3 separate regions of the Homo sapiens genome follow, and all the other regions are linked to region 3. Evidence: chromatin loops called from intact Hi-C (ENCODE). Cell type or tissue: endothelial cell of umbilical vein. All regions are shown on one strand. Each heading gives the region's core, and the rest is flanking DNA. Links, peaks and the distances in the headings are about the cores only. Region 1 overlaps NRG3 (neuregulin 3). Region 2 overlaps NRG3 (neuregulin 3). Region 3 has its middle 190 kb from the start of LINC02650.

What was found. A loop is a pair of places that touch in the nucleus more often than their neighbours do. Peaks named below come from ENCODE experiments on the same cell type or tissue, not always from the same donor. Only the 100,000 strongest peaks of a DNase experiment are listed, where the experiment ranks them.
Region 1: a loop joins it to region 3, with 15 times the contacts of the local background. A loop is called at or near these places in 2 of 110 quality-filtered maps.
Region 2: a loop joins it to region 3, with 12 times the contacts of the local background. A loop is called at or near these places in 12 of 110 quality-filtered maps.

What each region holds. Positions count from the first base shown.
Region 1 is chr10:82,929,742-82,940,312 of GRCh38, reverse strand. All of the region lies in intron 4 of NRG3 (neuregulin 3), which reads right to left. Among named protein-coding and RNA genes, the nearest start is that of NRG3-AS1, 700 kb to the right of the region's middle. In endothelial cell of umbilical vein, for the core only: a CTCF peak has its summit at 5,648; no DNase peak of the experiment used is centred there.
Region 2 is chr10:82,807,648-82,818,218 of GRCh38, reverse strand. All of the region lies in intron 3 of NRG3 (neuregulin 3), which reads right to left. Among named protein-coding and RNA genes, the nearest start is that of NRG3-AS1, 580 kb to the right of the region's middle. RefSeq lists a silencer at 7,619-7,807. In endothelial cell of umbilical vein, for the core only: a CTCF peak has its summit at 6,402 (motif pointing left); no DNase peak of the experiment used is centred there.
Region 3 is chr10:83,866,025-83,876,595 of GRCh38, reverse strand. No RefSeq gene overlaps it. Among named protein-coding and RNA genes, the nearest start is that of LINC02650, 190 kb to the right of the region's middle. In endothelial cell of umbilical vein, for the core only: a CTCF peak has its summit at 4,916 (motif pointing right); a DNase peak (open chromatin) is centred at 4,945.

The DNA of each region.
Region 1 (10,571 bases), core at 816-8,815, 940 kb after region 3:
CCTTCACAGCCCTCAGAAGAAACCAAGTCTGCTAATACCTCGATAAGAACTGGAAAACAAAAGAATTGTGTGAGCCACCAGTTTGTGGTGCTTTGTTACAGCAGCCCTAGCAAGTTAATCTGCCCACCGATCCCTAAAAGCTCAGAATAAATACTATTAAGCCTGAAAATTCTTCCCAAGCTTCCCTTCTGCATTCCTTTTGCACCTTTTCCATAACTGCATGGTCTTGTACCAAAAATGCACATACCCATTTCTCAAAAGCCCCTCAAGGACAAGGATATGATCTTTATTTCTGGATAGTTGTATGTGGCTAATGCTGGCTGTGCACTAGGGCCTCACTACAAAAGCCTCTGGTGAACTCAATAGCTTCTGAGCTGGATGTCTAAGGACATTTACCAGTGGTCTTCTGCTTGGTGGGGCAATAAAAAGAGGCAGCAATTTCTTGAGGTGGGGGAGGAGGTAGAAAGTTACATTTACCCTAGGGATTCATTTTCTTGCTCTTTGCAGTCAACTGCATAATACTACACTTAAAAAAACATTGAAAGGTGGGGCGCCGTGGCTCACACCCGTAATCTCAGCACTTCGGGAGGCCGAGGCGGGTGGATCACGAGGTCAGGAGATGGAGACCATCCTGGCTAACACGATGAAACCCCATCTCTACTAAAAATACGAAAAATTAGCAGGGCGTGGTGGTGGGCGCCTGTAGTCCCAGCTACTCGGAAGGCTGAGGCAGGAGAAAGGCGTGAACCCGGGAGGCGGAGCTTGCAGTGAGCAGATTGCACCACTGCACTCCAGCCTGGGTGACAGAGGGAGGCTCCGTCTCAAACAACAACAACAACAACAAAAAACCAATAACAACAACAACAAACAACAACAACAACAAAGGAAAAACTGAAATAATTACTTTATAATAATGTTGATACTCTATAGTTTATCTTATTTCTACGCAAAATGCTTTTAGATGTGCATTATCAGTTAAAGTTGATATTTAAGGGTAAATAACAGTTTAAATTCATAAACATCTGTATTCTCAGCCTGTCATTTTCCTTTCTTCCCCTGCACCCCCACCAAATATAAACCTTTCCTGTAATAACCGCTTATCTCCTCCCCTCCTTTCACAAACAGTGCATCTCTGGCTGACTATAGATAAGTGAATGTTATAAGACATATTTTGAAAAGAAAATGAAAAGCCCTGGGTCTTCTCATTAATATGTCTAATATGCACTGGCTTTCCAAGTGCTATTTCTTCCACAAATAAATTATAAGTAAAAAGCAACCTGCATCAAGTTATATCTACCAGTGAGTTTTCAATGCTAAGATAATCCCAGTCTGTGGTGTCCGAGTTCACTTTTAAAAGATCTGTTAACTCCATTTTTCCTGAACCTATAATAGCTGTCCCCCACTCCTTACCCTCAATTCTAGGTTTTATCACTTAGGATTCACTGTTCATTGGCAAAGTCACATTCTAGGAGCAAGACATGTGACTTGGAACAATAACATTTCATTTTCTTGACAACAGGGAGAATCTGACCCAGCGGTTTAAGGGAATCTTCTAGCTGTGACCTATTTAGATGGAGTAGGGATTCTAACCCACTAAAGACCGTTTAACTTTGCTTCACAGAACATTCAGGACCAAGGTAACACACAACCTTCTCCATATTGGTGTAATGGGGCTTCACTTCTCTCAGACAGATGAGGTGTAAGCTAAAGGAATCTAACTCCTTTACCACAGGTATTGGCAGTGATCCTGGAAGATCTACAAACATAATCAGCAAAGTCAGCTCTTTGCATAGGTGCGCAGGCTGAGAGCCCTGTGGCTATTTGACTTCCCAGGCTTAAGTTGTAACTATCCCATCAGGAGCTGTCTCGAGTCAGGTGGATATCAGACTGCATAGAGCAGGCATATGGACTCCAGGCAGGGGTTCTCTCCTCTGGCTATACATTAGAAACACCTCGGGAGCTTCTCAAATACACCAACAACTGAACCCCAGCCCAGAGCAGATCTGAATTTCCAGCACTAGGAAGCTAGATCTGTGTACGTTCAAATCTACCTAAAGCGCTGAAGTTGAAAACCTCAGGTCTAGAAGTAGAGCATCCAGTCTGGACCAGCATGATCCAACAGAAATATAATGCAAGCCACATGTATAATTTCAGCTTCCAAAGCTTTCTAGTAGGCACCGTAGAAGCAATCCAATCAATCAATCAGTCAATCAAGGGAGAAATTCGCTTTAATTATACATTTTATTTGACCCAACATATATAAAATAGTATCACTTCAATACAGAATAGCTATAAAATATTAATGAAATATTTTATATTGTTTTGGCGCTAAGTCTTTGAAATCCAGTGGGGCTTTTTATATGAGACTTACCGTATATGAGACTTACAGCTCATTTCAGGCTAGCCATGTTTCAAGTGTTCAACTGTGCTGATTTTACCCTAAAACTGCCTCCTTACAGATTCTAAGTTTGGTCTAATGGTTTCTCTGTACATAGTGAATTTTAACCTAACAATATGCCCAAATAGACTGTAACCTACTCCTGTACCAATCACTGAGTTTCAGCTAATCACAGTCAGTCAACTGTTCAAACTGTGTTCAAATGAATGCCGAGTTACTATAACCAGCTGTTTCTGTACCTCACTTCTGTTTTCTGTAGGCCACTTTCCCTTCTCCCATAAATTCCCTGCTTCCGTAAATTCTCTTACACCTTCCGGCAGTGCCAAAGTCACTCTGAATGTAATTTGGTGCAGAGGGCTACCCCTTCACAAATTGCTCTATTAAAGTCTGTTAAATTTAACTTTTCTCCAGTTTTTCTTTTAATGACCATCACATGTTTGTGGCTACCACGTTGAATAGTGCAGACTGATAGTCGGAAAGCACAGATCTGTTCCCAGGGTCTCGCTCTATTTACCTGACTTTCGGCAATTTTATTTAACCTGTCTATGACTCAGTTTTTGATGTGAAATGTGGTGATGATCATAATATCTGCCTACTGGGTCACTGGAAGATTAAATGAGATGCTTTGTACCATGCATTTACTGAGCACAGTGTCTGGCTCACTTCCAGTGTTAATAAAATATAATTGGTTTCTACTATATTATTACCATTATTTTAATATATCATAGAACCCATTGTAAAAACTGAATTTGAGAGGTAACATGTAAACTATTTGAAAACAATTTCCAATTCCTCAAGTGCATAAGAAAAATGAAGAATTAAAAGAGTGTTGTAGTCAAACTCATTAGTTTCAGGTACAGAGTCATACTGATGCTCCACGAATCATAATAATGATAGTCACAGCAATAATAAATATATAATCTCTTTTATAAATATCAGTGCTGATAATATTCAACTTAATTCATTTTAACTTGATTTTTCAAAGATTTATCTTAAGGATATATGTAAACTACAGATGGAAATCCAATAGCATGGCTCACCCCTCTTCTTGGAGATTTTGTTATCCCTGCCCCTCCACTGCCTGCTTTGTAACCTACTCCTATGTTTAACAGTTGTCTTCCTCTACTTGCTCATAGTGTCTTTTTAATTTTTTTAAATATATTTACTTATTTTTAAATTGACATATGAAATTATATGTGTTTATTGTGTACAATGTTTTGAAGTATATATACATTGTGGAATGGTTAAATCGAGCTGATTAACAAACACATTACCTCACATGGTTATCATTTTTGTGGGGAAAAGACTGAATATACACTCTATGGGCATTTTTCAACAATACAAAATATCATCATTGACTATAGCTGCCCTGCTGCACAATAGGTCTCTTGAACTTATTCCTTCTATCCAACTGCAGATATGTATTATTTGACCAACATCTCCCCGACCCCATCTTCCCCCTAAACCCTATGGCCTCTCATAACCATCATTCTATTCTCAATTTCCATGAGAACAGCTTTTTTTAGATTCCATATATCATGTGGTATTTGTCTTGCTTTGCCTGGCTTATTTTACTTAATAATGTCTTCAGTTTCACCCATGCTCATGGTTTCTAGTTCCCCTGGAATCTGACTTGCACATGGTCTTGCTGAACCACATCTCTTACTTCACCTAAGAATATCCTTTCATTACTGTCCATGTTGTGAAACATCACAATCTTTTATTTTTTCAAAATTCAAATTCCTGCCCTTTACAATAAACTTTAAAGGTTAATACATAACAAAAATGCATAATTCATAAATTTACACTGTGAGAAAATTTTACAAAATGAACACACATAGGTACTCAATGCTCAGACCAAGAAATGGAATATGATCCATACCCCTGTATACACTGCTTCCTAATTACTAGCCACCTTCTCTACCCATGTAACTATTAAACTGACATCTAATACCAAAAGCTAGTTGTATCTATTTTTGATCTTTATGTAAATAGAATCATACCATATGTTCTTTATATGTCTAGATTTTTTTTTTTTGCTCAGTATTATGTTATAAGATTCAATATGTTGTTGCAGGTAGCTATGGCTCATTTATCATTGTTTCTATTAAAAATAAAAAAAAATTATCCAGGCGTGGTGGCACGCACCTGTAGTCCCAGCTACATGGGAGGTTGAGACAGGAGAATCGCTTGAACCCAGGAGGCAGAGGTTTCAGTTAGCTGAGATCGCGCCACTGCACTCTGCACTCCAGCCTGGGTGACAGAGCGAGACTCCGTTTAAAAAAAAAGAGAAAAATAATAACATAGAATTACTGTTATCATTTTTTGCTATTATAAATAATAGATTACCTGTTTTCTAAAACTTGTAATAAGTCATGGGCGTTGTTTATGTTAGTGCTCATAGGTCTATCTCATCCTTTTAAGTGGCTGCAGAATATTCTGTCATATGGTAAAGTCATATGGACATTTATTTTATTTCTACTATTGCCTAACTATAATCACTGTTGAGATAAAGAGCCTTGTGTACTTGTGGTAAGTACATTTTAAATAGAATACTGATCATCTGTAAGGTGTGTGGAAAAGACAACAAAGAAAGAAAGAAGAAATCATATGAAAGAAATGAAATAAAATGCCTCTGAGTAACTAGGAGTTCTAGAGACGATCTCGTTCTTCCCCATTCTGATATTTGGCATTTCTCAGACTAACAGCTCTCCCAATCTTGACCTTGTACAAATCTTGTTGATAAACCTTACCTATACAAAAAGTGCAAGTCAGCATTCTCCAGCAAAGAAGAGGTCTAACTGGCAAATATATTGATGTATTCAGTGACAGAGATTACCCCCAGGTATCCTTAATTCACAGATATGAATGGAAAATCCTGATTCACCAGGTCTTTGAAGAAAATCTTAGTGATAAGTTCCCAGAGTAAGGCATGAAGTGTTTATATAAATAGGCCTCTAGGATGGACCTTAAAAGTATCCATAAAAAAAATATTGGCCTGTTTTACAAACCCACGGTATGGTGATTTCCAGCATTTAATGTTGGACATTGTGGTCCACTGAAAAGTTTGTAAGTGCTAAGTTCAGAAAGATTTGAGTCAAGTGATACTTTTGACATTTAAAAATTGTGCGCCTTTTAAGCCTCATCTCTTTTACCTAAACAGAGGGCAGGAGGAGTTAATTACTGATACACAATAATTATATACTGCAGTTATCCATTTCCTTACCAGATAAGTTAGGATGCTAGATGAGAAACAAGTTGTCATCCAGCAGTGAGAGCAATTTGGTTCCTACTCTGTAGTGACACCAACAGGCGTTTGGTGATAAGTGTGCCTCAGCAGCCAGTGCTCTACAGGATCTAAGGATGATGGACTTAGTACCCAGAGATAAGAACAATCATAGTTCAAGAGAGGCAGAAGCAATAGAGGTGTCTGCTACTCCAATAATTAGTAAAAGCAGCAAATCTCTGGAAGATAAATGCAGAAGCAAGACAATCCATACATGACCCACAAGGTGATTGGAGGATACGGTTACAGCTGAACTGAATAGAATTTTAAGGTCTCTGGGGACTTCTCAAGTCTCTACTGTGTCTATGTAGACAACCTCCAATTATAAAAAGTATGTAGAGTATTTAAGTTTACTTTATGTCCTAACCGCATTATGGCAATAGTTCTTGTGACAGCAATTGTACCCAGACAGCTGTAGAGATTGCTGTTTTTTCTACATGCCCATTCATGTTTAGAGAAAAGTGAATCTCTTTTGGCATCATAAGCTGCATTAAGTCTATCTTTTATTTTGTATTTCTGATTCTTTGATATCTGGTTCTTCCTGACCCTGAAGGAATTTCCCCTCTCAGGACTAACCAGTTCCTAGAGATAGAAAATAAATTGCCCGAGCACACACTTTTCAAATAAAAACCAACCCAATCCAGAGCCCAGACCCCCATTTACCTCCTTTTTTGGGATTCCATACTCAAGACCATTATCTTTTCAATGGCAATCATTTCATGATCAGTTGGCCTTACCACATCTCAAAATTTCTGTTAATACACTCTATTTTAGAACATGGGATATTGAAATAAGTATTTCAAAACGATCATATGCCATGCTAAAAATGTATTAATATTTAAAAATTTTGAAAATATATCTCCTTTCCAACACAAAAGAGGTGCTTAGATCAATCTTTCAATGCAACTCACAGGACTAAGTCATAAAGATTTCACCACTAATAGAATTAAAATGTAAGATTAGCATAACGTTACCATCTACATTTATTGGGTTCCCTGATGCATCTGACATTAGAAACTGTTCTAGGATTATACTTTGGCTATAAAGACGAATGAGGCACAATTACACAACTTCTGCAATCTAGCTGGCGAATGGACACAAAATAAATAGGAAATAGTGTGGTAGGTGTTAATGAACTACGAGCAAATTGGAATTCAAATATAATGGGGTAGGATAGAGGATAATTTGCCCATACCTGAGACTTGGGAAGTGACAAAGAAGGCCTCAGAGAAGACATTAGGAACAGTTGCCTGAGTGGTTGTGCAGCAGAGGTACAACCATACTTCTTTCTACTTGTGACAATGACTTAGGGCAATGTAAGAAACCCAGCTTATGCCACATGCTTACTTCCCAAGATCCAGATGCAAATAAATAAATAAATAAATAAATAAAAGCCACAGTCCTACTCACTCTGTCAACACAAGTTGACTGTCGGATGAGATTCCCAGGAACTGGAGAGAAATGCCTCTACTGCTGCCTGGACTACAGGGTTGTGAAGGCTCCTATGCTGCTCAGCTTTCAAGGAGCTCAAAATCTGAGAAAATTTGCTGCTTCCATATGTGAGTTAGCTAAGAATCTTTTTTCACTTGAATCATGACTCATTTAAAGATTTCTGGAAGAAGAATAAAGAGGGAGAGAAGAAGGGAAAGAAGAGAAGAGAAGAAAGGCGAGTGAAGAACAGATTGGAAAAGGAGAGTTAGAAAGGAAGGGAGAAGATAAGACTGGATATCAAGGGGAAAGGAGGAGAAGGGAGAGGAGGAAGAAACCGTCATTTACTGCCTGTGTGTCTTCATCCTGGATCACCCTATTTGCTGATGACCACAAGGTCTCTGACGAGTGACCTTCCTCCTCTTTAGAAGATTGAAATGTAACAGAGCTGCACTTCTCTCATTTAGAGAATGTGATTTGTTCAGTTTGTGTAAAAAGCCATGCAGGGCAGGGATCTCAGGGAGTGCCAGACGCTCCACTGTGAGCTTGCAGGAGAGAAGCAGTCAGTGTTTCCGGAATCATCTGATCCTGCTGAGTTGGATGCTGGCCACAGAGAGCCCCAGTCAGAGGTGGAAAGATCCAACATGTTCTTTATGCCATCCACATACACTACTAGCTCAGGGTGGTGGCAAACCCAGCTATCAAGTCTGCATACTCAAATTGGTACCTTACCAATGCCCAAATTAAGAGAACATTCAATTAAAGAGCCCAATAACTTCTAGCATAACATTATGACATCCGAACAATTGTTAACATATCTTGCTTGAATTTATGGAAAGAATAAAAACAGGTGACATCTCAATCACCCTAAATTGAATTTACTCAATTTGTATTGTTGCTGTTAGAGACATTAATGAAGGTGAGGGTAATGTGAACTATGGTGTGTAGCGGTGAGGTCAGAATTGCAAAGTAAGAAGGCTGTCCTACGGAATCCTAAATTTCAAACAGCCGCCATAGAGAGGAAAACAAAGTACTGGCCACAGAATGAAACCTGTCGGAAAGCAGGTGAAGGAATGGAGAGAAGGAGATGGAACTTGGAGTGCTGCTGCAGAAGATTTGGGGATGCTGCACAAGATCCCTGTGGTCCTTCCCATGGGCAGGTGGGAGCTAAGACTGTAAACTGTTCAAGGCAAATATCCAGGGATGATCCTATAGGCCAGATAAGGTAGAAGAATTTTATCTTCATTTCACAAATGAAGAAACAAAAGCTCAAAGAGGCTAAACGATGTATGAGGAAAATACCTGGGACTCAAACACATGCTGTAACTCCAGATTGCCATAAATGTTTGCTCTTTTCCTAATCTTTTCCCCACACCTGAGGAAGCTGAAAGGGATATCATTCATCCTCCCTCTTGCACTCAGACGGCAGACTGCAGGAGACTCCCGTGCAAACCAAAACTGAGCAAAACTAGAAACATAAACACAGAAAGTGTTTTATTAAAAAACAACAACAAAGCAAAACAAAAAAGCCCTAACAATAACCTTGGCCCTCAAGGACCTCAAAATCCAATAGAAGAGTCAATGAAGGTTTCAAAATGCAATGAACGAAGTTTCAGGAGAGAAATGAAAACTAGAAGGAGAAGTGAGGATATAGGAATTTCCACTATTGAATATTTAATAATTCTGTGGCAGGTACTCTGAGGAACATATAATTAACTTCTTTGTGCTCTTTTCTGAGGTCTGAAGATCCCAAGACAGCTTCCCAAGGTTATATACTCAGAAGGTGAAAGGTAGAGGCAAGATTCCAACCCAAATTGTGTCTGGCTCCAAAGTTCAAGCATGTCTTGCTTCATTACCTCCTTCATTAACATTTATTTAACCTTGAAGTCAGATGGAAAGTATCTCAAAAATAAATTTATTTTATCAATAAAGGATGGATGAATATGTAAATAAAGTTGGTAAGCTTTCTATTCCTGCTGATGGAGTAAATGGGTGATATGAAGGAAATTGGATCGGGCATGGCTCCCAAATTTCTAGTATAGACAAAAATTGGATAGTATTGGTACTGCAAGAGGGAGCAGAACAAAGCAGTTAGTGGAGGGGATGTGTGCAGTGGCTGCTTGTCCTTCATGCCCTGGGCCTGTCTTAACCTGTGAGTCTTTCTTTTTGCCATCGCCTCCTATACTCTGCTCCAGGCTCCTGTCAGTGCATCCTGCTGTCACTTCCAAATGACAGTACATTTTGTTCCTTCTGCCTGGAAAGGCCTCCCTGCTTCTCTCAATCCATCCACCAAACTATAAGCATGTCATTTAGACCTAAGATTTTCATGAAGAGGAAGTTTTCTGTCATCCCCCACCACCCACCACGAGTCCCATAGATGGGGTTCCCAGTATGAGCTTCTAGGAAAGCCAGTGAAAGTAACCTCCATTGGATCAAGTGTCACCTTGTGTTGCAATCACTCCACTCATTTTTTATCTTCACTTTGATCTGCAAGCACCTTGGCAGTTTTGCTGACTGTTTTGTTCCTATACCCTAAAAGAAAATATGGAAAAAACTATATAACATAAATGCACCCAGACTGAACTCTAAACTGGCACACACAATAGAGACATCTAAGAAATTAAGACCATGTGTTCCTGAACATCCAGACAATATACACAATCAAGTATCTTGGGGACCCAGTTAAGGCATATTATCCACCCTATTGCTGGGTTTGTTCACATCCGAAAAGGCACTCAAAAGTCATTAGACTGAGATCCCCTTGCAATTCTCAGTATCTCTGAAGTTTATCGTTATCCCTGAAGTGTCTCTGAAGACAGATAGTCCTGTTTATAAATTCTATTAATTAAATATCCCTTCTTAAATTCCACCACTATGCTAACCATAGTAGGTACGTCATAGCATAACATATTCTATGTCACAAATATTACCAGCTACACTGCAAATAAATTGCCACACAAGGGGAAACTGTGAATAAAAAACTGGTGTGCAGGTTCTAACAACAGTACTGAGGACATCTAAAGGACACTCCCATCTCTCTTCTTTCTTTTAATGCCTCGTGCTACTCACACATGTTATTACCTTGAGAAAAAGTTCACAAAGTGACACTCCTGGATGAACCCAACAATTATGAACGATCTAAAGCCACAGGGAAGCTCATGTACCTAAGGAAGAAATGGGCAGATATTCTGGATGCTCTATTGCCACTACAAGTTTAGGCAACCCAGCAGGGGGGTCTGCGAGAACTAAAAGCCCATCAAAATCCCTCTTTGTGTTGTATATTATAAAGATTCATTTTTTTTCTTTTTCCTTTTTTTTTTTTTTTGAGATGGAGTCTCGGTCTGTCTCCCAGGCTGGAGTGCAGTGGCACAATCTCGGCTCACTGCAACCTCTGCCTCCCACCTTCAAGCAATTCTCCTGCCTCAGCCACCATAGCTGTGATTACAGGTGCCAACCACC
Region 2 (10,571 bases), core at 1,716-9,715, 1.1 Mb after region 3:
ACAAATGCCATGGCAACGCTGCGTTACCACCCCTTCACATGGCAACACCCAGAAGTTACCACCCCATTTTCTATTGATTTCTAAATAACCCACCACCTAATCTGCATACAATTAATAGTGGGTATAAATGCAGCTAGCCAACAGCCCATGCGTGGCTACTCTCCACGCACTGCCTATGGGCTAGCCCTGCTCTGCAAGGGGCAATCACCAAGCATAAACACTGCTGCTTAAGTAAAGCTGCTTTCTTCCACCGCAGGCTTGAGTGAAGCCAAGAACCTTCCCTTCATCACACTTATTTATCATAAATTGTTCTTACACTTTGCCTAGTAACACAGCTCTGTCTTTCTAACCTGAGCAAGCTGGGTCTTCAATGGATCAGCCACATTATTCTGTGCATTCAGCAGCTACCATGTAAAAGCTGCTATACAAAAAGAAGCAAGGGAGAAAGGCTCTAATGTCTTTTCAGTAGAGAACTCCCCAGGGAAACAGACCTTTTAATGGCTGCTGAATTGAACTTCTAGTGTAATATCCTGGCAAACTTCCTTACCAAGAGTAGCTCTTTTCATCCATTTAGTCCATCTTTATTCGGTGTTTTGGGGCATACACCTTCATTCTTCATGGAGATAAGAGTCCAGGCTTACCTGAATCAAACTTGGACCAATTTGGACAAAATAACCAGGAGTAGAGGTAAGAGAAGCAAACAAAGCAAGTTTATGCAAAAAAAGAAAAAGAACCAACAAGCACAAGTGCCTGGAAACAGGCCACAGAACTCTGAGAACTGTGAGATTTATATGAAATCGCAATTTGCATTGTTCAGGCTTAAAATATAGAAAAAATCTACCATATCAGGTTTGTAGTCCTAGCTCAGGCACCATTTGGCTTTCGGTAACTTATTTAATATTGGTGGGCTTCAGTTTTCTCAGCTATTAAATGGTAATTTTGCTATTGAAATCTGTAGCTTGAGAGATTCATTGAGGTCCTGGAAGAAAGGCAGTCCAGGAACCAAAATGTTCCAAAGGCCACAATGATACAGAAGGGGCTGTTACTTGGAAAGCCATCAGTAGAATTGCTGAATTAAAGGGGAAGAGACAAATGCACAATGCAAGACTGGAAACTGGGGAAATCTTTTCAGCAGCGTGGAAAAGGCAAGATCATTTAGAATTTAAAACCAAAACTGATACAATTTCTTCTACTTCATAGATAAGTACAATTTTGTTCAGGAAAATACTTTGTTACTTTCTAGTAGAGGGGTCCTCATTTATGAAAATACCCACATATTCCTCCATACAAAGTGGAACACTCTCAGGCATGGTCTGGGAAAATGAGGACTGCAACAAAGATATTACGTGTATCTAATGTCCAGAGCTGGGTGCGGGGATGCCAGTTGCAGCAGGAGAAGCATGGCTGGGGCTGCGTGCTCTGCTGAGCCTGTGGGAGCCTGGAACAGCTGGGAGCCCCACCTCCTTCTGAGTTGGGGCTGCTGAGGGTGGCTCAGTGTGGGCCTGCAGGCCCCCTCCACTTGAACAGACTGGGCACTATGGACAACATGATTAAGGAAGTAGGAGGCAGACAGGCTCCTCTGTGGGAAGGGGTAAAGACCCACCTTCAGGTGGAATTCCAGGTGGAGTCCACGGCCAGGAGTGAGAACTTATGGTGCTTTTTCTGGGCCCACCCATGGCTGCCCATGGACCAATCAGCATGCATTTCCTCCCTTCTGAAGCCCAGGAAAACCCTGGACTCAGCTGGACTCACAGAAAGACATCAGGACAACCTGTCTGTGAAAAGTAGCTACCCACTTTGGGTCTCCTCTCTGCTGAGAGCTGGACACTCATCGGGATGACCTGCCTGCGGAAAGGAGCTACCCACTTCGGGTCTCCTGAGAGCTGTTCTGTTGCTCAATGAAGCTCCTCTTTGCCTTGATCACCCTCCAGTTGTCTGCATACCTCATTCGTCCTGGATGTGGGACAAGAACTCGGGATACGCCAAATGGCAGGACTAGAAGAGCTGTAACAAAAAACATGGCTGAAACACCTCACCTCCCACTTGCCACATTGTGGGTGACAAGAAGGAGAGAAGAGCTGTGGCCGTTCAGGGAGCCCAGACATAGGGGATCCCTAAGCCAGGGCTGTGACACCCTTTTTGGGGCTCTGTGGTTCCTGGTGTCTCCAAGCTTCTGGGCAACACCATGTTCCTCTCGTCCAGATGCAGATGCCCAATTATACCATTCAGCCATGCCACATGTACCACATGTGGTCCAGCCACAGCTTCACACAGAGCCAAAACGTGTGCTAGCGCCTGGAGCTGCCTGCCCTGCCATAGCAGCCAGCATGCCTAGCCAGTGCACAGTGGCTGGTCTCCGTGCTTGCTTGCCCACACACCCCTCACTGCTGCACCCCTGGCTCACCCTTAGCAGGTGTGGGATCCAGGCCAGTAGCATGAGCCGAGTGCAGCCTGCCAGGTGAAGTGGGCGGAATAAGCCCAGCAGGTGTGAGCAATACTTAGGCAGAAGGCACAACCGGACACAGAGGTTTCCAGCTGAAACCTCTGTGAACCTCCAGGTGAAGTGACACCTGGAGGATCCCATGACATATACACATGTTACAATGAGAATATTGAGATTTCCAGACCAAAGGGAATTTATAAGTTCATGACATCAGGAGAGGAAAAAGAAGGGTTCTAGCCACATGGGGGAAAGCAGAGAGCTCAAGAGAAAGATCAGGAAGAGAAAATTTTTGAGGAAATTTAGGTAGTAGACACAAAAAATTTAAAGAAACAAAAGTGTCAAACCTCTCATGATGTTTGTTGTAAGCTTTTAAGTGAACACCTCATACATTTCCCCAAAGCTTTGCTATTTCTTTGACAAATGGTGGGGAAATCAATGAAATGGGGCCAGGTCTCACATTTGGGCCAAAGAGTAAAGAGCAGTTGTTCCAGGTGAGATGCAAGGGAGGTCCTGAGTTTAACTGGAACAGAAAATGAAAGCAAAAAGTACCTGGACATTTTATGGAAACTCTGGAGAAGGCACAACAAACTTTCATCAGGATGCCATAGCAAATTTTAAAAAATTATTTCCTAGGATGGTATGACCAAAGCCAACCTCTTACTAACATGGGTTTTGGAAGATACTTCTTTAAACCAGGAGGACGGCGATGACCGCAATGCACACTCTCAGAGCAACAATCATGAGAACATTTTTCTAGAAGCAGATCAGCATGGTGGGTTTGGACTTTTGCTCCAGTACTGAGTAGCTCTGTGATCTCTAGAAGTCTATGCAAACTTTCTGTACTGCACTTTCCTTCTCTGTAAAATGGATACAGTCTCAGGTGGCACAACACAGAGTTGTGAGGATTAAAGGAGGCCTCTCACATAAAGTGCTTAGCAGACTACCAAACATGATAGTGTGCAAGTGTTCACTATGACTCATACAGGCTTAGTGCTGAGAATGAAGTAAGATGATATTTATAAAAGTGCTTTTTAAATTATACAGAAAATACATGTGAAATTGTTGGTTATTATAAAATGAAAATAAAAGAGTAAAATTCTGACTTCTTGGTCCTAAAACTCAAAAAATAATTCTCTCTTAGGCTTTACAGGATGAAATGTTTTCTCATGGGTCAGAAGTAGCTGTCGGCCTTTCTACTATAGAGGCATCATGGGAGGATGAGAGAATACTAAATTATTTAACACTAGGATCAAGAAATTTCCCATATCATAAACCTGGCTCCACAGGCTTCCTCATCAGTGGTAGTCTTCGGGGAGAAGCCCCATGCGGCCTCTGGGTTTTAGAATGTGCATTAGCATTTACTAGTAATGATAGTGATTAATATTATTTATAAAATTAATCCTAGGCAAATCTCTAAACACCCTGTTCTACTCTTTAATGTAAATTAATGATCATTTTATCTTTCTCCATCTCAGTTTAATTAGAATCCACAGTAGTCTATGAATTGGTATGTTTGCCAAAGTTAACTCAATAGTGTATACAAATAGTGGTCAATGAAAAGACCTGTTTGGAAAGCTACATGCTGACATAATTGAAAACCACTTGGTTATGAGTCATAGAGCTTGGGAGGAAATGCTTTCATCTGCTGCAATTCAATTATACTACAAATTACATCAAAGGAGATCCTGATAAAGCCTGCAAAGATAATGGTGAACAATGATTAGCAATGAAAAGAAGAGCATTCCTGGGAGTGAACCGTGCCACCTGCACAGAGTACGAGTAACTTCTAAGTAGCAGCCCTGATGCTCTATGAATCTGGGACTGAGGAGTCACGCGCCAGGCCAGCTGCTGTTTCCCATAGTCCTCTCAAGACCTGTGTGTACACACGTTCCAAGTCATGCTTCAGACACAGCTTTGGGCCCTCAGTTACTTTAAAAATTAAAATTGGGTTTGGAAAGATCGCTTCAATATACAATCTCTAAATTTGATTTGTCAATGATTTTTATGGTCTCCACCACAAAATTCTGAAACGTGATCAGATCTAGGAGTTAAGAGAATGAATATAAATGAGACTGTGTTACAAAAGACAGCCCGTTTAATTAATAAGCATTTTCTGAGCATATTGTTGATAATACAAATAAAGGTGTAAAAGTGTAAATAAAGATCTTTGTTCTCAAGATTACCATGCTCTCGAGGAAGTCTCATATGGAAGCAACTACAATGTTATAATGCAATATACTAAGACTTATTTAAAAAGGTACAGGCTGGGCACGGTGGCTCACATCTGTAATCCCACCACTTTGGGAGGCTGAGGCGGGTGGATCACTTGAGGTCAGGAGTTTGAGACCAGCTTGGCCAACATGGTGAAACCTCATTTCTATTAAAAATACAAAAATTAGCCAGGTGTGGTGGTGGATGCCTGTAATCCCAGCTACTCAGGAGGCTGAGGCAGGAGAATCACTTGAGCCTGGGAGGAAGAGGTTGCAGTGAGCTAAGATTTTGCCACTATACTCCAGCCTGGGCAACAGAGCAAGACCCTGTCTCAAAAAAAAAAAAAAAAAAAAGAGAAACAGAGGGTATGAATAATGATGAATAATGTACTTTGTGTTTTTTTTACTTTAACTTGATTAACTCATCAAAACACTCATACATTTCAGATCTAGGACATGCTGTGGTCTGCCATGAGTGATATGAGCACAGGTTTCAAAGATTGATACCTGCTGATAAATTTCTTGAGTTATTGCATGACTGAAAATGTCTTTCTGTTGCTATTACATTTAAGGACAACATGTCAAGATGTAAAATCTTGGTTCACATTTGATTTTTCTAACACTTTTATAGATGTTTCTTTTTGCTTTCTGGTTTTGACTATTGCAGAGGAGAAATTCAAATTTTGTCTGGTTATCTTCTTTGAAATAAACATATTTTTTGTACTATGTAGAATAAAACATCTAACTTTTGCTTTGCAGTTTCAAAACTTATCAGAAAATGTCTACATGTTAGTTTCTACTGAGTAATTTTATTTGAGTGTGATAAGCCAGGTTTCTCAATATTTCTATGGTCCTGAGTTTTGTTTCATTCATAACTCTTATGCTAATTTTTATCTCCTGAGAGGTTGCTTTTGCATCCTGAGTGTGCTTTTTAAATTCATTTTTTGTTTTATTGATGTGGTTTTTAGCAGTGTTGATTCTACATTTTCCATATACAATAAAGATCTTATTTTTATTTCACCCACATTTTACTATAATTATGTCAGTTTAATAGAAGCAGTATTATTTTTTATCTCACCTAGGATTAAATGAAAAATAACTAGGCTTAACATTTTATTTTGCTTCATGTCAAAATGTAAATTTCAAAGTAGACTTTTTGTTCTTGAGCCGAAGAACCTTCATTGGTTGGTTGGTTCTAGTAATTTGCCTCAAAGAAAAACAAAACAAAAAAGCAAAACAAACCACATATCTTTAAATTTGGGTTGTTAATTTTCAGCATTTTGACCAGAAATCTAGGTGCCTTGCTTCTCAAAGGATGATTCAGGGACTAGGAATATCAGCATCAACTGAGAGGAGACTGGGAGAAATAGAGGATCTTAGATTCCCACACAGACATAGCGAACTGGAACCTACATTTCAACAAGATCTCCACATAATTATATACATATTAACATTTGAGAAACCCTGGTCTAGAAGAGCCATGTATTTGGTTGTTGGGAGTCATTTAACTCAGCTGAGCTATCAGGCTTCATACCAACACTGAAGCCAGCTGACATCTCTTTAAGTTTCTGTCTCTAAAGTGTGGCTTGAAGACAACATGCTTGCCAAGCTCTGGTGTGACCAAAGATTGTAGGATCCAGTCTACAAGGTGTTTTACATGTTTATTCAGTCAACTATCATGGTTTCTTCCCTGAAGTATGGATTAAGACAGACTGGGCAATCCAACTCTGAAAATTTCAAAGCCTGCCCCCTGGAGGACTGCTGGTGAATGCAGCTCCATGGCAGGGAAGGAAAGCAATTGAACAGGAAGAGCTTGCCTCAGTCCAGGCAGGTGTTGAAATACGGGCCTATTAATGTTCACAGTTTTATTTTGCTTTATCTCTAAGGATCTAATTAATTTAGAGATCATTGCTTTTACTGTCAATGTGGAATAAAGATGATGAATGGACTAACCTCGGCATGTGCAGCCCAAATTGGTGTATTCCCAATGGTTCCTACTGCCTGTCACCTTTACTTTTCACCTGTTCCACAAGTGTTACAATAGAATCTAATAGGAAGGTAGCTCTAAGCCAAATGGGTCACTGATATCTCCCCAGAATTTCACCATTGCAGGAGAAACAAAAGCTGGTTAAAATTCCAAAAACTTTAGAAGGTCGCCACAAGCCTCCCTTTCTAAAAAGGGAACGCACATCATTGACATACAAGTTCTTTCTGCCCTTTTGTTTATTCAACGAATATTTAATGGATACAGAAGTAGGCTCTGGTGATATGGCAGTGAACAAACAGGTGAAGCTTCTTCCTTCATAGAGTTTGTTATCTAGTGAAAATATAAACATTACAAAACAAATCATGTGAAGATGGTTATAAGTCATATGAAGCAATACATATCATGGTAAAGAGCTAGGCAGGCATTCATTGCCAGGCGTTTGTATGTATATATGCTTGGGAGACAGATATGGCTATTTTGCAAAGGAGGCTCAAAGGAGCCCCCAGTGAAAAAGTGAATTTCAGTGGAGATTTGAAGGAAGTGAAGGAAGGGGCCCTGCAAATGACTAAAGGAAGAACACTGCAAGTAAAGGACACACAAGGACACCTCTCCATAGTAGGGCAGTAGTATATTTTATTCTGAAAATTCATAAGAATTTAAAGAGAAAAATGTATGACATACCCATTAAAATTAGATAACAAATCCTGTTTTTAGTGGCTTTTAAGTATTAATATCTTGTATGTCTCCCTATTCTTCCTATTACCAGCGACCTAGTTCACACCCTCAGCATCACTGGCTTGGACTATTGCAGTCGCTTCTTCTTTTTTTTTTTTTTTTTTTTAGGCTGGAGTGCAGTGGTGCGATCTTGGCTCACCACAACTTCCGTCTCCCGGGTTCAAGTGATTCTCCTGCCTCCGCCTCCCGAGTTGCTGGGATTACAGGCACCCACCAGCACGCCTGGCTAATTTTTGTATTTTTAGTAGAGACGGGGTTTCACCACGTTGGCCAGGCTGGTCTCAAACTCCTGACATCAGGTGATCCACCTGCCTCGGCCTCCCAAAGTGCTGGGATTACAGGCGTGAGCCACAGTGCCTGGCCTTCAGTCACTTCTTTACTGATCTGTTTGTCTTTAGTCACATACTAATCCAGTCCATTTTAAGCAAAAATGAACCTAGTGCAACATCTCAGCCTAAAACTCTTCAAAAACATTCACATAGAAAAAAACAGCATTGGAGATCCACTGCTAAATCATTCACAACTGTCAATCCCAAATGGATTTTATACTTAAGTATAAAAACCAGATCTTTAAAACTTTTCAAAGGAAATAGACCAATACATATCCATAACCTTAGGGTAGGGCTACTTTTAAACAAGACATGAAGCACACAAAGAATTAGGATGGGCTGATATCTTTAACTGTACTACAATTAAGAACCTCTGCCTGTCAAAATCATAGGGCAAGCCATAAACTGGGAGGTAATTTACAAGACACATAATTGCCAAAGGAATTAGTATCCAGAATATGTAAAAAATACCTATCCTATATATATCAATAAGAAAAAGCAACTTTCAAATCAGGAGTTGGCTTTCACAAGAGCAGAAATATAAAAATCAACAAGTTATAAGAAAAAAAAAAACCTGTGTAGAAATTGGATTATTGAAATGCCTTTACAACCCAGTAGATTATCTTAAATTTAAAAAAAATAATGAAGTTTTATTGACAAGGTCATGGAAAGCAGATTGTGAGAATGGGGGTGTAAATCACTGAAAAAAACCTGGAAAACTACTTAGGATTATCTCTTGCAGAATTAAAGATGAATATTTCTTACATAAAAATTCTCTAGTGTCATTGATAGTAAAGCAAAAATCTAGAAACAAGAAATGAGGTTGAAACACAAATGAACCCTGAAAGTAAATTCTCTACAGCCACGTTAACAGGGACAAATCTCACAAACATAAGGTTGAATTTCTTAAAAATCACCAAAATATACATTATGTGTTAAAACTATTTAAATACGTTTCTGTATGATAAGATATAATATATTATGGGGACATAGTTACAAACTTAGGAATGCTAAGGAAGATAATTTACATCTCAGAGGAGCACAGGACTTGTCTCAATGGTGTTATTATGTTCACATTTTTTAAATGGGGTACATGGGAATACTAATGTTGTTTTTTTCACATTTTATAAATATAATATATATTTTTTGTATAAATGATATATTTTATGATTATAAAGAAGAAGAATGAGTGTTGAAAACAGTGGATCTTTGGTTCAAATCCCATATCTTCTACTTTGTTTAATATGCCCTGAGACTCATCATTTTTTTTCTCCTTTACATACACAACTGAATTGCATACACAGTCACTAGCACAATCATTGGCAAATGGCGAGTACTAAATATATATTGGATAATATGGGATGGGGCTCTTTAATGGCTTCTCATGGCTGTTCCCTTCTTTGCATGGTGCATGTGTTGTCTTGAACTGGCCTTGACCCTCTTGTCCAACTTCATATCCCACCATCGCCTCCTCTCAGTCACTGCTACAGCATATGCCAGCATTCCTCATTTCTTTGCCTTCAGTACTAAACCCATTGATCTGCCATTATTCCTCAAGGCTCAAGCCAAATAGCACCTCTACTGTGAACAGACAACACTGTAGCACTGACCCCAATACATGTAATTCATGCAATTTTAGTAAAAATTCACGTAATTTTAGTGTTTATATGTGGGTTTAATCATAATATTATGGCAGGAGCCATATATTGTTTTATCATCTTATCCCAGGACAGGTGAAAAAACAATAAATAAGTAGCTGTATAAGGAATAAATTCATAATTTTGAGATTACTTTAGTTGTCTAAATTCCGGGTTTGATTTAAAACATGAAGCATGGGTAATTCTATTAATCATAAATAGGTAAAAGTTTTGTCATTGCAGAAAAAGCTAATGAAGTATTTCTAAAAAATAACAGTTTAATTGGAGAGATTTTTTTCATTCTAAGGCTATCTAAAAAAGTTAATCACATATATAATCATCTATGAAAGATCTCACACATTTATATTATCATAAAAATATCTCAAAATTAAAAGAAAAATGTGTGTGTTTAATTACATAATGTCACTGATCACCAAAAATTATAAGTAATTTGTAATAGTAAAATGAAATGAGTCGACTCCTTTATTGAATTTAAATGAATTTGAATATTTATTTTCTGGAACATTTAGTAAAATGATCTCAATGTATCATTCAGATTTAACTGTGTGATACACAGTGTAAGTAGAAACTGTATTTATAAGCTATAAACAAAATGAAAGGAGAAACTCTAAGGTGCTTATTCAAAATAGCGACTTGACTACTGTGCTTTTTTTTTTTTACTACGTGTGTAGAAATTATGTTTGAGGGGCATTTATGAGAGCAATTATTCAAGATACATGAAAAATGAGATGAAAATAAGTGAAGAACCTACGAATTAACCATAAATGTTCCTCATTCACAACACAGAAAGGGTAACACCAGATACATCTACCCCCTTACGATAATGGGAGTCAATTTATTGGAGAAAATTTTTGCAGTTATTGAGAAAGATGAAGAAGGAAAGAAATTGTCTGTGAGAGGAGACTATTTAGGTAAAGAAAGAAAAAGGATTTGTAAACAAGGAATAGTACTGTGAGTCCCTGGACTGTTTCAAAGAAAATTAGATGTGTTTTGTGAAAAAATAAATGAAATAAATTTATTTAAAAAGTATGCCATATGACTGTCTTTGCAGCCATATAAGAGAAGACAGGAAACAGGGAAAAAGGGAAAAAGAAGCTTGCTTTGGAGGCATGATGTATAAATCAGTATTTCTCACTCTTGAATGTGCATAGGATTCATCAAGGGAGCTTATTATTAATAAAACAAAGATTCTGAAGCAGTTTGCTTTGG
Region 3 (10,571 bases), core at 1,491-9,490:
ATAGAGCCCCACAATATATAATCCAGTGACTCAGGCTGGCAGTCTCCACCTTCCTTCTTTGACTTTCCAGCAATTCTATCATCATTGGCTCTGAATCTCTGACCCCTGCTGAATGATTGGCTCCTTCCATTTTCCTTTGATTGCTCTCTTCTTGAGTTGCCTCATCTAATTTTATCAAAAGTTTATTTCCCCTCTAAAGCATTTGTATGTTAACGAAAAAGATCTGTAAGTGAAGATAGTTTTTATTTTCTGTGTTTTGTTCTAACAGATGATTATTTTTCTTGTCTGGGCTTGAACAGAGAAAAGCATCAGCAAGGCTCTTGTTGAAAAATTCATCTTGTCGCTGGTGGCAAGAGCCACACTGCAAGAAATAATAAGCCCAGCTGCAGCCGCTGTTCGGATCACAGTAGAGGCGGCAACACCCCTTCCCCCAATTCTTCCTTTCTTTGCTTGCTCTCTGAGCAGCTCTCCATGAAGCTGCTGTGATTTACATATATTGAAATAGCCTGTAAAAAACCCCATAGGATCACCCCCACTTCCCTAACTAGCAGGGCAAAGGATCTCTCCCCCAGGTCAGAAAAATAGCATCCTCCATCATAATCTCGGCTCTGTGGTCTTTGGGGATGCTGTTGGCCATTCAGTCTCTGACAGTCATTTCTTTCTTGGTTCTTACACCAGGCATCCTTTTACCAATTTCTCCCCTTTCAACAGCCACCTAGAGACATATTAAGTTGCTTCCCAGTTTTCTCTGCCTGTGATCAATCACTCCAAACTCAAGGGAAGGACAGAGCGACAACTTCAAGCAAGACCTCCAGGGGATCTCTGCTGGAAATTGTACTTTATTTAAGACCCAGCTCTTGGGACCCTTCCCTTATGAAGTCCACCTGGTCACCAGCATATAGGTTACTGACGCCCTTATAGGCCCATATAGGTTACTGTCTTGAACGCCTCCTGATGAACACACTCATCACACTATATCTCCATGCTCTTTCGATACATTTGTCTATTCAACTAAAGAGAATCCACAGACTTGGGGCACCTTTTGGGAGCAGGGCAAGCATCTCCTTCTTTGCTTTCCCTGAGATCCAGCACCTGGCAGGGAGTTTGTACTTATTAATTATTTTTGGATAAATCAGTGAGCTCTGAAAATACTCAGAAGAATACCTTTACCACTTTCTTCTTTCTCCTGGCCTTGGCTAGAGTTTCTATAGGGAGGGTGCAATTTTGGACCATTCACTTGCTCTCTGGGCAATTGGGATTCCATTTGTAAAAGCCATCCTGACAACAGTGTGGATAGGGCCCATCAGGAACAATGTTTGGTGAGCTCAAGGCTTGCCCGTGAGCTGGGAGCCCCAGGCCCTCTCTGAGAAAAGAAAGGTTTGGGCACTTGTTAGTGTTAGTGATAGGTCAGGGGATATTAGATTTTATAGCTCCTTTAAGGATGCTTAACTTATGTTACCAGAGGGGTCATTTGCAAACCACAGCAGATCAACGAACAGTGAATTTAAGTAGCTGCAGACTTCTTAGTTGCTATCTTCCACACGGAAGAAGAGCTAAGTGTGCCTGCCCTCAGGTTATGAGGTAAGAATCTAATCAGCTAATTCAACATTGACATTCTTCCCATGGATGTCACCTGCATCCTTCTCAGCCAGCCTGGCACTAGGGACACCTGGAGTGCTAGCACTTAAAAGGAAATTCAATTTGTTTTCTCCAGTTCAGTGACTTTGAGGTTAGGGCTCTCATAAGAATTATAAAATAATTCCTAGCCTTTGGTTGTCAAACACCAAAGCTGAGATGTTAGGGAAGTTATCCTGCATAGAATCAGCATTCCTGCAGAGGACTCAGTCCCATGGGTCATTTGCTGGAAGGGATTACATGTACAAGCATGTGCTTTCTCTCAGGCATTTGAGAGTTCGTATTCTGATTGGGCTACATACTGGCCATGAGACCTTTGGCCAGGGACTTCCGCTCTCTGAGCCTTGATTTCCTCACCTAGCAAGAATAAATAATATTAATATTCACCTCAGAATGTTATTTTTTACGATTCAATGAGATACTCTATAAGTCTTAGTCCTGACACCTCATAGGCTCAAAAAAGATGATGGTGATGATGATGATGATGATGATGATGATGATGATGATGATGATAAGCTTGGAACTAGTGATGGGCCTGGAGTCAGACTCAGCTGTTAGATGCAACATGGTCTCTGGAAATATCGAATTTCCATTTCAATGCTTACTTACTTACGGTTGCATACTGACTTTTAAAAATTTTAGAAACATTTATAGGATAATATCCAATTGACATCAATATATTTACTTCCATGATGTTGCTCCACTTTCCACTTTCCCCTTTCCCCAATCTCAGGGAAGCTTTTTATATGTGAAACAACTGAGGCTCAGAGAGGCCAAGATCATTCATAATGTGGGTGAGGCAGAGTCTGGAATAAGGCTATGGTTTTTTGAGCTCAGTTCTCCTAGCTGGGCAGTTTACCACTCTTTGTTCATAAAGTAAAAGGAAAGCTCTGAAATTCCCACTGAAGTATAAATAATGGATCTCCACTAAAGGCATTATCCCTCCTACTAAAATGTTAGGCACCAGGGAGATAGGTAGGAACAAAATGCCCCCTGCCTTAGGGAAACTCCCAGGACTTTATCTAAGCTGTGAAGCTCTAAGAAAGATTAGCATCTGATCCTCAGACAGGTAGGGGGTCACAGCACTGGAGAGGATGGTGAACCATGCAGTCTAGATGGCACTGGGTGGGCCAGTTTTCTGGAGCCAAATGCGGTGATTCCTAGCATATTTGGGGTGGGAAACATGAAGAAAGATGGGCAGTGAGCACCATCACTATGGTGCTGGGATGATTCCTGCCATGGGTGTTCCCTGGGTCTCTATACGTGGTCCACATCTGCTCTGGGGATTTGACTATCAGGAGCCAGAGAGGATCAGTGTGAGGAGTCTGCTGGGCAGATGCAGAGAACAGTGGCCAATGTATGGGCTCAGAAAGATTTTCTGAACATATGTAAATGGTGGCTTTTCACACTAAACATGAGCACACACATGCAAGCTCACACTCACTCACATACACATAGATCCCCAGCTTGGCTTTCTGGGTCCTTTTTTTTTGTGAAGGGGAATTTTACTGTCCTTACCATTGTCACTGGATTTCTCAGAGCCTCCTCTTTTCAGGTATCCCAGGCATGTCCTTTGTACAGCTCCATTTGCGACCTTGAATTTCTCATGCTGTCTGTGTTCTGACTTTGCTGTGATTGTGCTTTCCACCCTGCGTGGCTGCTCTCCTACCCAACGAAGCTGCTCTCTCCCGCAACGAAGCTGCTCTCCCCCCGTCATCATCAGAGATCCCAATGGGGAGTCCACCTATTTCAGGTGCTAAAGCCACTTAAGTCCTGACTTTGGAATCAGAGGCTGCTCTCCCTCAGCACCAATCCATCTCCTGGTGGTTTCAGCTCATTTGTTATTTCTTGCAAACTAGATGGTCACAGCATGGTCTCGACTATATACTCCACCCCCCACTTATTAAGATGTTTCACAAGGAAGTACAAAAAGGTAGTGATGCATTTTAGTTAAAAAATGTGCTCAGCTGATCCATAATTCTGCTCCGAATGGAATTTCGGTCCCATTTCTCTTTCTGACTTTTGCTGATGTTGGGGCCCTGTCTTTACTATTAAGCTGCCTTTGCTGATGAAAAATTACTTTTCTTACATACTGAGGGCCAGCTTCATAGAAATGTGAGCACAGCTTTAGGCTGCAGGAAGAGCAAATCCCAAAGGACTTGGAAAAAAGAGCACTAAGTTTAAATTTCAGGCCAATTACCAGCTCTGCAAACTTGGTCAAATTAATTAGCATTCCCAAGCCTTCATTTATTAAATGAGGGTGTCAACTTTTTGATTGAGAATTAAATGTGATGGTGTATGAAATGGTCCTGGCTCTTAGTAAATGCTTGATAAAAGCCTCATCTCTTTGCTTCTTTGCTTACTACCCCCTATGATAATGCTTACATGTGTTTGGATAAAAATGTCAAACGATGGATGATGTCAGAGACTAATGGCATCATTTCTAAAACTCCAGCAGAATAATAAACAGGACCTCATCTTAGGCCTTGAAACTTCAGATCTGCTGCTAGAGTCAGACAGCAGCATTCAAATTATGTGTGCCTCAAAAAGACAAACATCACATGTTCTCACTTATTTGTGGAATCTAAAAAGTAAAACAATTGAACCCATGGATGTAGAGAGTAGAAGGTTGGTTGCCAGAGGCTGGAAAGGGTAGTGGGAGGTAAGGGAGAGGTAGGGATGGTTAATGGTACAAAAAACCAGAATGAATAAGGCCTAGTATTTGATAGCATAACAGGGTGACTATAGTCAATAAAAACTTAATTGTACATTTTAAAATAACTAAAAGAGTATAATTGGATTGTTTTTTAGCCCAGAGGATAAATGCTTGAGGGGATGGATATCCCATTTCCCATGATGTGGTTATTATGCACCGTATGCCTGTATCAAAACATCTCATGTACCCCATAAATCTGTACACCTACTATGTATCCACACAAATTAAAACAAAAGTTTAAACAACAACAAAATCAAACAAAAACAAAACCAAAAAAACCTGCGTGCCTGCTTCGTTTGAACAAGAATCCTACCAGCTGTTCCTGGGGTGATGACAGCATCTTATTTTGCGTATGGAAAGCACCTAGCATCTATCTGGCACACACAGGGAATGCCTGGTGAATATTAATTACTTTTTCTTTTGTTCAGAGCTGGCAGGAAGTGGGTCATATAGGTGTAAACTAGCCTCGAAGCAGTCGGGCTGCCTTGCGCCCCTGGGCACCTGTTGTGTGGATCCCCGGGCAGAGGCACGGTGGTATCATTAGCTGCAGTGTGAAGCTTCTTCCAGCAGATGTCGCTGTGATACAGGCGTCGCCAGCCGAACATTGCAGGACCTCAGGATCGCCCTGTGGCTGCAGAAAGCGGCAATGCAAGCTGTGACATTTGGGCACATTGTCCATAGGATGTTTACAGAGGCTGCAGTGGGCTTGAAAACAACAAGCATGGGAGTTTGAGTTATAGTAAAGGACAATGAATAAAGAGGAAGGATTTTTTTTTTCAAGAAAAAGGAAATTTTGATGTCAATGGCAGAATGGATGACTGTAAAGGAATGCTTTTAGATGGAGGAAGAGGACACACCTAATCTGAGTGAGGGTGTGGGAGGTTAGGGGAAGTTCAAATGGACATAGACGTTGGATACAAACATCCTCACTCCATATTGTCACTGACATCGTTAATAGTCTATAGTCTTTTTATGCCCCTGGAAACCCACGCTACGTTTTTCAGGGGTCTTTCCTGGATCCTTTAGAAAGGGATAAGTATAGATGTGTTTGAGTACTCCCTTTCTTTACAAGAGAAAGTCCTTTATGGGGCTTTAGAATCTGGAGAAGCTGCAGGCAGTTGCAAGATCAACTTGAATCTTAAATAGCTCTCCATGTAGGGTTTTCAACGATGTACATATATAGATGTGTCCCTTGGGGTTTTCTATTCCTGCACATCCTAGGTTTTCTAGTTGAAGTCACAAGCAGCTACTCCAAATTGTGGGTGTTGCAATTAGGGCATTTACTGATCAAGGCTACCACAGGATGTTTCTGGGGTGAGCAGCTAGAGCTGTAACCATGCAGATAGAAGTGGAGATCGTGGCTTCTGAGCTAACAGAATCCTTACCATGTTGTTTGTTCCTAGGATATGAAGGTTGTGGGTCTGTGCACTTAGCTTCTGACAGAGTAACTCACCTGACCCTTTATCACTACCAACCCAGCAACAACCCTTGGTGAGCTTATGTCATGGCTCCAGGCTGTGCTGGGCTGGGGGAGGGCCAGGCAGAGTTCCCGTGCTTAAGGAGCTTGCCATGTCTTTAGCTTCTTGAAGTGATGAGTAAATGGGTTAGAAGGTAGTTAAAAACCATTGAGGAGACCTAAGTGGAGGCTAAATGAGCTACAAGAATCACCTATGTGCTGGGGGTTGGGGAGACCTGGAAATGGTGAAAGAGATTGGAAGCAAGGTGGGGCAAGGCTTTGGCTTTGAAATATGTGTGGATTTTGTGGGTGAAAAATGAAGGGGGAAGTTTTCCCAGGTGGAGATGAATTGTATGAAAGAGGCAGGAATAAGCCTGGTGTGGGTGGGACGGTGCCTAGAGCAGCCCAGCTAGGCCACTGGGTGAGGTTTGCAGAGTGAAGTGATGCTGACATCAGGAGCAAGTAAACTGAAGATTCCCGTGGCAGATTGAAAAATAAAACAGATCCAGCAGTTACGTTTCCCGGCAGCATGGAACCACTGTGGAAATCCACGTTCTAGGAACTGGCTCCTGCTGTGTTCCTAGCAATGTCCAAGAAAGCTTTCACCAACCCATGGCCCAACCGAAACCTGACATTGCTGGTTGACCCAGTTCTCACCACCTCTGACTCCTACGATTGACTGACCTTTGACTCCAAACGGTACTAGGGGCAAAGGGTGGCAATGTGGGTTGAAATGAGAGAGGTCAAAGCAGGAAGACTGGCAGGAAGGCTCCCACAGACAGTTAGGTATAATCTGACTTGGACCTGCCTAGGAGGGTGGGAATGGCTACAACCAGATGGGGGTCTCTCCCTGAAACATTGCAAAGGGCAATTGGAGGGCTTGGGACTGGCGGGAAGAGGGGGTGAAGCAAAGAGAGGAGTCAGTGATGACTTCCTCTAGACAAGTTTTCTAGCTTTCATGCCTGAGGGCATTGTTAGGCCCCTAAAAGATACAAGGACTTTGAAAAACAGTTTAGATGTATATATTAGGGAAGATAATGAGTACAGTTTGAAACGTGGTATAATTTGAAATGGTGAGATTGAAATAATGGTAGATCACTTACGTGGACATACTAGGCATTTGAAAAGGTGACAGTGTGTCTCTAGAGGATGGAGGGGGATGGAGGGATAGAGCTCCAACCATTAAGGTGTGAGCCACCAGCCTGGCACATGGTAAAGGCAGAGGGTGGCAAGAAGGCAGATCACAGGCCATAGGCCTAGGCCTGAAGTGAAGAGCTGTGCAAGAACTTTCTGTGACCAGGATAATCTGAAAAGAGACCCCTCTCACTTCAAGATGGAATATCCCATTTTCTGCCATTTCTATATCAGTGTCTTGAACACCTATTATCAGGGGAGGAGATAAGAAAGTCATACAGCAACACTCTTGGCCCAGGAAGCACTCTGCAGCTCCTCCATGAGGAATCTGGTAGGCCCCAAATGTTCAGAGATCACCTAGTTCATCTGCCTCCACATAACAAGTGGGGAAACTGAGGCCCAGGAGTCACTGGCATGCCAATGCTGTGCGGTTAGTGAGGGAAGAGAAGACCCTTAGCCAGCCCATGAACTTCAAACTTAATGCCTGTTCCTACTCCCCCTGCAAAAACAGTGTAGAGTTCAAACATGAGCATCAGGCAGGCTTGTGTTCAAATCATGGCACCACCACTTCCTAGGTCTGAGACCTGAGGAAGGCGAGACAGCCTCTCTAAGCCTCAATTCCCTCACCTGGAAAATACAAACAATGAGATTACCAATGACATTAGATCCTATGTGGCTTGTATGAGGGGACACAACCAGGATGCTGAGCACATTGCTGCCAGAGAAGCAGTCAACATTAATTCATTAACGCTTAACTCAGGAAATAGTTATTGTACACCTATTATGCTTCTAGTATCAAGGATAAAACAGTGGGCAAAACCCATGCTACCTCTGCCTCATGGATCTTATAACCTAGAGATGACAGACATTAATTAAAAGATATGAAAAATAATTATCGACGGTATTAGGGACTATCAAGAAAAAGGCAGGGCACTCTTAGGAATGAATAGCAGGACAACCTGGTTTAGTCTAGGGTTCAGGAAAGAGCTGAATGCTGAAGCATGACCAGGAATCCCTCGTGTAGAGAGAAAGGCAGCAGAAGAGCATTCCTGCCAGCAAAAGGAGTCTGCTCAAAGGCCATGAGGTGGGATGGAGGTCCAGTGTTGCTGGATATTAGAGGCATAAAATGACTCTGGGGTGCAGTCCCTAGTTGTTAAGGTCCCCCTCTGCCTTCAGTCTCATTCCAATCTCGATTGATCCTTGCGAGGACAAGGAGACCTCCCCCTCTTATTACTGGAAGGGGGATTAATGAAGTTATTTAATACTATAGACTTAGTAGGTTGAGTGTCTTGGGGAAGATCAGGACACCCTTAGAACCCAACTGCCCTTGTCTCCAGATTGTTCAATTTTCAGCTTCTGTTTAGCATCCTCTTCCCTGCTAAGTCAGAGCCCTGTCCAAACCTTAGCCTTCCTCTACAGCTCACAGGGCTGGACCCCTACATATACCCTTGGCTTCACCTGTGGTGCCATTCCTAGTGCAGTGATCCCCCAGAATGCTGAGGCCACCTGGTAATAAGCGAGCCCCATGGGGAGAGTGGGAGTGGGGACGGTGACAATGGCCTTGACACAGGTAGGTTCTTATCAATTAAAATTGAGAGGTATGCTGTTCCAAGTTACCCAAAGACCCTCTTCCCAGGAGAGAAGCAGCCCTGTGCTCACAAAAGAAGTCACAGTCCAGTCTGGGGAACTGATAGGAATACAGTGAAAAAAGGAAACAGCAGAGTGACCACAGGCTGTACAGCCAGGAGGAAAGAAGAGGTCAGCCCGAGTTAAGTGTTTCAGAACGAAGGCTGTGAAAGGCACATGGCTGTGTGGCTCTGCTAGCCCTGATCCTGATCATTGCACTTGGCTGGGAACCCTTTGCAGCATTACTTCAGTCTCCAGGTTGAGCTTTTCTGAGAGCCAGATCTGCTGGTGGTAAAGGCTGGTTATCACTCCTTTAGACACAGTGCAGAATTGCAGGCCAAAATTATCCCTGGAGGATCTGCTCCATCTCCAGCCCATGCACTTACAGAGTCCTTTTCTTCTGCATTCGCACCCTCTGCATGCCTAGTTTGAGTTTCTCTCTGAACTTCCCAATTTCCCCTTGAAGTTTTAATGAGGAAGAAGGTTTGCTCCTGAGGATGCTGTCCTGGGAGCATCCAGGGCATGGACAACTTAGGTCCTTACAGAAGCAAATCCAGTCATGTTTTATCCTCACAGTTGTAGAGGCTAAAGCCATCCATAGGCACCAAAGAATCTCGTGGCATCTTTGGATTTGAAAGGAACACTGAAGTCTTTTGTCCTGTGCTGTACCCAGTGGATTCCAGAATTCACCTCCTTGGTGATGCTCCATATCATTTAGCGGAATAGGGAACACTAAATACAAGGAATTTTCTCACAGATATGTGTGGCATTATGTAGAATTTATTTGGAAGTTTTTGAGAAAAATGATCTTCTGAGACTCTGGAGTAGAATCTGACAAAGGAGGGTGTGGTGTGCTCCCTGATGCAGGAGGAAGGGATAGACATTTGCTGAATGTATAATAGGAACCCAGCTCAGAATTAGGCATATTACATTGATTTTTCAATGATTCTCAGAACTCTGTGGGCTAGTGGATAATGTCTCAATTTTATAGCCTATCACCCTACTTCCCCATTAAGTGGTAGAGCTAGAATCTGAAATCAAATCTGTTCAACCAAGTCTGCGGTTCTTCCACTAAATCAAGTTGCCTCGTATTTATTTATTTATGCATAGAGGCAGTGAAATCAGAAAATATTTTTCATAGGTGCTGTCTTCTGGAGTTAAAAAATAACACCCAAAAGTAACACTCCTCAAGTCCTGGGTTCTTGTCATCATTCATAAACATTCCTCGATGACAGCCGGTTGCACCTGTCACCCTCCTACCATGAGGAGGGGGAAGACGAGAATTTCTATGAAAGATTTATAGGCTGAGATCAAAGAAGCAGTCAGGGTAAAGTTCAAGCTCGTCCCCAAGGTCTCTTTTTTTTTTTTTTTTTTTTTTTTTTTTTTTTTTTTTTTTTTTTTTTTTTTGAGACGGAGTCTCGCTCTGTCGCCCAGGCCGGACTGCGGACTGCAGTGGCGCAATCTCGGCTCACTGCAAGCTCCGCTTCCCGGGTTCACGCCATTCTCCTGCCTCAGCCTCCCGAGTAGCTGGGACTACAGGCGCCCGCCACCGCCCAAGGTCTCTTTTATTCCTTATGTCAATAAATTCAGTAGCCCCACTCTGAGGTCACACTGATTTGTTTTGTGCTGTATTTTCTACCTTCTATGAGCTGGCACTGTGATAAGCACAGTGGATGTGGGGAGATGGTCCCTGCCAAGTAGCAGAAACACAGATGTAGTTGAGTCATTACAGAGCAGAGTGGTGTGTGTCTCATAGCTGGGCACATGGAGGAGGGAGTCACTGACTGGGGCAGAAGCTACTTAGGGATGGGTCTAGTTCAATGAGCCAAAATGCATTTCTGTAGGGGTGCTTGGGAATGACAGGCAGGACCTGATCTTCTGGAGCCTTGTGTGTCAGGTTATAAAGCTTGTAATTTATCCTTCAGCTGTGGGGAGCCACCGAAAGTCTGGCTTGGTCCCAACCTCTGTGTACTTCTATATCCTCACCTCTCCTCATGGGCGGGT